Linked DNA regions of Homo sapiens: region 1 is linked to region 2. Evidence: read pairs that join two places in POLR2A ChIA-PET (ENCODE). Cell type or tissue: HepG2. All regions are shown on one strand.

Region 1 (4,000 bases), 58 kb before region 2:
GGCAGTGAATGCCTGTCCCAGCTACATGGGAGGCTGAGGCAGAAGGATCAGTTGAGCCAGGAGTTTGAGGCCAGCCTGGGCAACATAGGGAGATCCCTGTCTCTTAAAAAAAAAGAGACATGATGGATGTTGGATGTGATAGACTGGGATAAAAGAAAAGAATTCAAGATCATGTTAAAGAACAGGAGTAGTGGAAATGCAGGTTGGCTGAAAGAATAAGTGGCTCTGGTCAGAAACTAGAGTATTGAAGTTTATATTTTCAGAGGGTAGGCAGTTCCAGGTGGATATTAGATCCAGAGTGGAGCCGTGACCTGCTGAGAAGAGTGAGCAGAAAGATTCTCAGATTTAGCAGGTAAAGGAACATCATGACCATGAACATTAGCATTGCCCATGATCATGGTAGGAGTTAGAGTATGAAGAAATTCTGTGGGCAAGATATAAGTGATATCTGTTAATAATCGGCGGTGATCAGAAGAACACAAGAGAATAATCAGGAAAGAAGGAAAGGACGATATAACCCAAGGATTTCAGGAGTATGAAAAAGGAATAGTCAACAAAGCTCTTAACAGCTTGGTCTACATCCATTTTAATGTCACATATCAGGCTTTCACCTAACGGTTTCAACAGTCACAGATGATCATTGCCCAGATCTGTTATTGCATTAGGGGTTGTAAACAGATGGTATTCCAATTCTATCACTCTTTTGTTATTTATTAGCTGAATTTTGATACAAAGAATAATAGTCTCTCATCAATTATTTGGTTATCCTGAGGTACTATTCAAATAGGAAGAATAAGATAAATGCTTTATTTATTCCATTTATGTATCAATTCTCAGAATAATGAGTTTGTTTCTTACCATATTCCAAAGGTGATAAATCAAAAAGATAAAAATTATTTTTGTTAATTTATGTATTTAAGGTGATCCAAATCAAAATACTAACATGATATTTTAATTATGTCAGTTTATTCTAAGTTCATAAGGAAAAACGAAAAGGTAAAACTTGCTAGAAACACTTCGGGAAAAGAATTATAATGAAGGAAGAGTAGATGTAGCATACATTAAATATGTTACAAGGCTGTAATAATTAAACAATGTGGTTCAGTTATGTAAATATGTCAGTAGAGAACCTCAAAATAGTCTTCAGCACAAATACAATTCAGTACATGATAAAAGAAATATATAATATTTTCCAAAGATGCTTGCAATTTTCTTTGTATGATCTGATTTTGACACTTCTCACTCCTACAAGTTAACTTTGTGTTTCATTTTCTTGACTTTGCATGGGCTTTGTGACAAATGTGGAGGTGACACTATGTGACTTTAGAGGCTAGGTCTAAATGTGGTACCTATCACTTGACTCTTGGGAGGAAGTGAACCCAGGCACCATGTTTTGAGGAAGCCCAAGCAGACACATAGAGAGACCACAAATAAGCATTGTGGCTGATAGCCCCAGCTCAGGTCTTAGGTAATAGCCTGTATCAACCAATGAGTGAGAAAGTCTTCAGATAATTCCATCCCCATCACCCCAGCCCTCAAGTATTCCCAGCTGAGGACTCCAGATATCGTGGAGTAGAGACAGCCTTACCTGCTGTGACACTTCTAAATTCCTGACCCACAGAACTTGTGAGCATAATACAATCATGTGCTGCTTAATGATGGGGATATTCAGAGAAATGGGTCTTTAGGTGATTTCATTGTTGTGCGAACATCATAGAGTGTACTTACACAAATCTAGATGGCACAACCTATTACACACCTAGGTGTGTACAAACCTATACAGCATGTTAGTGTACAGAATACTGTAGGCAACTGTAACATAATGGCAAATATTTGAGTATCCAAACTTAGAAAATGTACAGTGAAAACAGGGCATTATAATCTTCTAGGACAACTGTTGGATATGTGGTCCATCATCCACCAAAACACCATTATGTGGCATGCGACTATCTAATGGTTTTTCAGTTATGCCACTAATTTTGGGGTGGTTTGTTATGCAGCTGTGATGACTGGAACAGGTAGGAAAAAGATATTCAACAGATGGTTTTAGAAAAAATAGGTAGCTGTTTGTAAAATAAAACCCATATCTAGAATTAAAAATGACAAACAACTTAGAAGAAAGAATTTTAAGTATGACATAAAAACCTGAAACCAGAAAAGATCAATAAATGTGACTACATAAAAACAAAATATTGCATAGAAAAAATAAACACTTAGGAGCAAAAGTCATGAGTAAAATCAAAAGGCCTTGACTGTATGATGAGTCAATAAGTAAAAGCCCAGGAGCCTGGTAGAAAAATGAACAAACAAAAAGGAATGGCCAATTCCCAGAAGGGGGCAGAGCAAATCATTACATAAAGAATGTCAATCTTATTATCTGAGAAATACAAATAGACCCTTCAATGAGGTACCCTCTTTTCATCCATCAGATTGCAAAAATAAAACTTGAGCAGTATAACCATAGATTTAAAAGCACGAACCCTAAATTAAAAGCCTGCCTGCGTGACTAGTTGTGTCACCTTGGGCAAATGTATTAATCTCTATTTGCCTCAGTTTCCTCATCTATAAAGTGGTAATGAAATAATAGTACTTATCTCTTAGAGTTCTGTGAGGATTAAGTGACTTAATGTATATAAATCATTTAGAATAGCGCCTAGAAAGTAGTAGATACCAACATGTGGCTGCTATTATTGTCATCACTATATATTGAGAAGTTGTGGGGGTGGGACAGGATCTGTCATGCATTGCTTGTGGGAGAGTAAATCCATTCACCCTACGTAGAGGACTATTTGCAAGGATCTTTAGAGACTTAAAAAAGTGACCCAGCATTTTCACTTGTAAGTGTGAATCCTACAGATGTAGTCACACTGGGAAATACGGTATGTGCAAAGATATTCTCTGTAACATTCTTAGGAGTTACAAGATTGGAAACAACCTCATATCCAACTCTATACAAAGGGCATTGGTTTAAAATGTAGTTCATTGGTAAAATGGACTGTAACGAAAGGACTGGAAACCTTTTAGGTTTCTCATGAAAAGAGATGGTGATCCCTGCCTCAGGCAGAGGACTGATGGAGGCACAGCTCTCTAGGTGGTTCTGTTTTGTCAGCCCAAGTGAAGTAGTCCCAAGTGGAGACAATCTGCAATCACATAGCTCAGTGCCTAGCATATTTTAAATGTCCAATAAGTGGCAGCTGGTATGATCTTATTATTTATCATTATTTATTTTCTTGACATAATAGAGTCGCATGGCAACAAGGCTCTCTATGAGGCACCTGTGATTGTTTTTTTCAATGCCCGCTTGAATCATGATTAGCTTGAAGCCCAAATTTGCTCCGCAAAAGCAACTCCACCTCTCGCAGGGGCTGCCAGACTGGGCTGTCATCAGCAGCTGTTTCCCAGTGGGCCCTAGTCACAGCTTACTGCCAAAGAGCATACTTGAGTGAATCCTTAAAGTCCTTTTTGTCTCTGTGATTATTTCACTGTGTTTATAATACAGCAACTGCTGGAGAGCTGAGCTGCCCATTCATCTCTTGTGGCAGCCTTAACTCTGAGCTGAGGAGCTTACTGCTTCCTTGTGGACAGACTGATAACAGCCTCACATTGTGACCTACAGAGTTTCCATCCCCGTTTTCAAAGATACATAATAATTTACTAAAATAAAAACTTGCTGCCTTTTACAGTTTGTGATTCACAAGATTCAAATATCTCTATTCTGAAGAAAGTGTAAAAATAATCAAAATGCATCTTTATATTTCACTTTTTCCATTTGCACAGAACTTATTCCTATGAAATGTCTACACAAGTTCAACTTTTTATGTTTGAGGAGAAAAAACAAAAGACATTCATTTCCCTATTACAGCCCTCAATAGAATACTTGCTACTTACAGTATCTCAGAACTGAAGTTAAATCAAAACAAAAAATATCTTTACTGATTTCCTTCCTCAAAATCATTCTGTGTCTTGCTTTCTTTTCCAATCTCCTTTCAAATGTATAACT
Region 2 (4,000 bases):
GGACACTCGTATTTCAATGAATGCCTGATACAGAAAGAATAATACACATGATATTAATGCCATTGTATTTGAGGGAATTGGTGAGGGAAAAAAATTTTTTTTTTAGTATTTCTTTTGACTCACTAAATGTCTAAGAACTAATGATTTAGTTAACTAAAGAAGCAGGAAACTCCAAATATTCCAAAAACTTTGCTTTTACTTTCTGTCTCCCAGTTTCTTGTTTTCTAAGATAAGATGTATTTCTATGGTTTCTTAGAAAATATTAAAATTTGAAAAATACCTAAATTGTTATGGAGATTAAAATGGATGGTAGATTATGATATTGATGAGTTAAACTGCTTTGACAGGAAAATTCAAACTAAATTAGGTTTCACAGCTCTGAAAATTATTGAAGGGGAATTTCCTACTAAAAATCATTCTGATTAGGTGTTTTGTAACAAAGTAGTAGATATTCTAAATTTCATCTTTTATGGATGTGACTGTCAATGAGAAATGATCATTTCTATTGTCATACTTTTGTTTCAGTTCTATGCTATGCCTCATCTTATAAAAGGTAAATCAAGAACTTCTTTTTAATAATGAAGAGGTGATTTTTAAAAGTCAGCATGTGTCTTCAGCTACTTAACAAGAGGATAAAGAGCTATATATAAACCATGTGTATTTTAAACCAATGGTTACCATTTAAATGCTTGCTTACCACCTAGTCTTTCCATAGTAGTTTTCCTGTCCATCTAGTTCTTCTACTCATATACTCATATCCAATTTGTCCTGCCCCTTTCAGCCATTCCACCCATGCCTTAATTCTCTTATCCCCTTTTGTATTCTGTTTTCCCCACCTTTCCCTCTCCCAGGGCATGTCGTCTTTTTTTTTTTTTTCCCCCATTTTCCCACTTCCACTCTTAGAATTTCAGGCCATTCAAGTTTGTTATATTCCATGATTTCAGATTAAGCTGGGCTCCCAGAGCTGGAGGGTCTTTTTACTCTTCCCTCGTTGACAGTCTTTGTTGTCGCCACTGGTTTGTTGCCATCTTTCACATGGGATGCCCTAAGCCCTCTCTATTCCTTCCACACTCCCACCCAGATGCTTCTTACTTGGCCAAGAAGATTGAAGAGGTTCCTCATCAGCTGTTTCTAGCTTCCTGTTGCTATACCTTAGTTTGTTTTGTGTGTGTATGTGGTGTTTTTGTGTGTGTGTGTATATCTTCCTCTCAGCCTTCTGACATGCCTATCTCTGAGCCTAACCCTCTGAGAGTATTTTATTGTATAAGTAAAATATGACTTGTTCAACCAGCTTCCTTAAAATGAGCTTAGGTTGTTCCTAGTTTTTTTGTTCATTTGTTTTATGAATACAGTTTTGAAATAAACACCTTGGACAACTATTTTGGCCACTTGTGAGAGTACAGTTAGTACTAGCTTTGCATGATTCTCTGACATGCACAAATTTCAGTTACCACAGTTTAATTAAATAAAACCAGCTCCCAACAACATAGTTCAAATTTCATTTACCAAGATATATTAACTGTGAGTAATTGCGTAAAGTACAAACTTTGCTGCTAGCTCATCAGTCCACAAATCACTGTGCAAATAGCAAGTGCAAGTTATGGTCAGTGACCAATTGCATCATTTCTTTCAAAATCTGCCAGTGATTAGCCCATAGGCATCTTTTAGTCAGTTCATGCACAGACAGCAAAAGCATGTAGTTGTGTTGTTGCTTTGCCTCTCAGAGGTAAACCTATATGACGTTTTCAAAAAGTGGATAATTGAAAAAGTGAATGAACTGATGAAGAATGAAAGTAAAGAAAAGAAAGGAGGTAATAATGCTGGAAGTGAAATTGAAGTCAAAGTAAATGGAGTTATGGAAGAAACAGCTAACCGTGGGAATGCTAACACTGCCATGGTGCAATAGACTCCAGATATGAAGCCAGAGGAGTCTAGTGAAGCTGAATTTTTTGACATAAATGAGGAGAGTGGTTGTGAGAAAAAGAATGAAGATATCCCAGAGGGAGTGACACTGCCACAAAACTTCCTCTTGGAGACATTTCATAATGTTGAAGGTGCAAAGCTTATGTGAAAACATTGGAAACTGATCTAAACTTAGAAAGGAATATGGAATATGACAATTCTCCAAGGCACAGAAAATATTCTCACTCTGTATTGTGAGTTATGTGATAGATGAGAAGAAGGTAAGTACTGTTTGGACTATTCTAGATAAGTTTACAGATAAATACAATTTCAATTCTTCATGGTTTTTTTTTTTTTTTTTTTTTTTTTTTTTCCTTGAGACAGAGTTTCACTGTGTCGCCCAGGCTGGAGTGCAGTGGTGCGATCTTGGCTCACTGCAACCTCTGCCTCAGCCTCCCAAGTAGCTGGGATTACAGGAGCCTACCACTGCACCTGGCTAATTTTTGTATTTTTGGTAGAGACGGGGTTTCACCATCTTGGCCAGGCTGGTCTTTAACTCCTGACCTCGTGATCCACCTGCCTTGGCCTCCCAGCGTGCTGGGATTATAGGCATGAGCCACCGTGCCTGGCCAATTCTTCATGTTTTTAATGTTTTAAATTATAATACACTAAATATAGATGTTTTACTATGTTTTATTTTCTTATACATTTATAATTGACAGTAAAACAGTTTTTGTTGTTGTTTTGGCTTGTTTTTTTTTTTTTTTTTAATTTTTTTTGAGCATCTTGCTCTGTCGCCCAGGCTGGAGTGCAGTGGTGCGATCTGTGCTCACTGCAACCTCCGCCTCCCGGGTTCAAGCGATTCTCCTGTCTAAGCGCCCCCGAGCAGCAGGGATTATAGGCGTGCATCACCATGCTGGGCTAATTTTTTGTATTTTTAGTAGAGATGGGGTTTCACCATGTTGACCAGGCTGGTCTCAAACTCCTGGCCTGAAGTGATCCCCCCACCTCAGCCTCTCAAAGTGCCTGGCCGTTTGTGATGTTTTTGATAGATATTTTTAGAGATTATCTTTCCATATAGTTGTGTCAGTTTACACCACCATCAGAAGTTTAGGAGAATCCATTACTATTCTCTTCTGATACCTTGTTCTGCTTATTTGCCCTTGTTGACTTGCTCAAGCTCTTCCTCTGATACCTCCTTATTTTAAGGAATATACACACACACACAAAGAAAAACACATGTTTTTGCATCCTTAAAGAAGGCTAACCTTTTGCTTTCTTTGCAAAAACTCTTCCTTTCTTTTATCCATTTTATTTTGAAGTAAGTAAGACCTGCTGCCTCACTTTCCTTACCATTCACTTCCTCTTAAGTCTTTGCAGTCACTTGACAGTAGGCACCTCGAGAGCAGAGGTCATGTCTGTTTTATTACTGAATGTCCAGTACATAGTCCGTACTCAATACTCTTCATCTGAAGGAATGAATTCTTATAAAAGCCTCCACCAACCATCTACTTGGTCCTATTCACCCATTCCTCCTGTCTCTATTATCTCTTCACCTTAGCTTTCCGGAAATACTACACCATCTTTCCATACCTCCACCCATTGTCCATTCCCGTTTGCATTTTCTTGGTTTCAGCTAAGATAGGCTGTTCATTATTTATCTGCCACCTTCCATGTGCCTGCCTTCGTGGAACCCTTCTTTATGCTGCCCTTTCTCCTAGAAGTTTGCTGTGTTCTGTCCTCTCTTTCCTTCCTCCAGTTCCACCTGGCAACATCACGCCATCATTTCCCCCCCATTCAGAGCCATGCCAAAAGCTTGCTCTAGGAAACTCTTTCTGATCTCCCTCTCCCTAACCACCCCAACCTTTCTCCTTCTTTAAACAACTGTAGAACTTTGCAGGCGGTTTGTAGGGCCTACCAAATATGGGCCACTGATGTGCTGTTTTTAACTTCTCCTACCCAAGTAGAAACCCCTTGAGCTATCTCTTATTTTTTCCTTCAGTGTATAACAGTCTTTGCGCATCATTGGTACTCAATTAATATTTTATTGAGGTGCCCTGTAATCTGACATTCCAGGGAGCTTTCAAGGAAACTTTGT

The links. Peaks named below come from ENCODE experiments on the same cell type or tissue, not always from the same donor. Only the 100,000 strongest peaks of a DNase experiment are listed, where the experiment ranks them.
Region 1: POLR2A ChIA-PET joins it to region 2 with 6 read pairs; 3 of 35 experiments call an interaction of 5 or more read pairs at or near these places.

What each region holds. Positions count from the first base shown.
Region 1 is chr6:131,785,030-131,789,029 of GRCh38, forward strand. No RefSeq gene overlaps it. Among named protein-coding and RNA genes, the nearest start is that of MIR548H5, 5.1 kb to the right of the region's middle. In HepG2, a CTCF peak has its summit at 3,571; DNase peaks (open chromatin) are centred at 2,292 and 3,562.
Region 2 is chr6:131,842,798-131,846,797 of GRCh38, forward strand. All of the region lies in intron 1 of ENPP1 (ectonucleotide pyrophosphatase/phosphodiesterase 1), which reads left to right. Among named protein-coding and RNA genes, the nearest start is that of ENPP1, 37 kb to the left of the region's middle. In HepG2, no CTCF peak of the experiment used is centred here; a DNase peak (open chromatin) is centred at 1,604; H3K4me3 peaks cover 2,774 bases.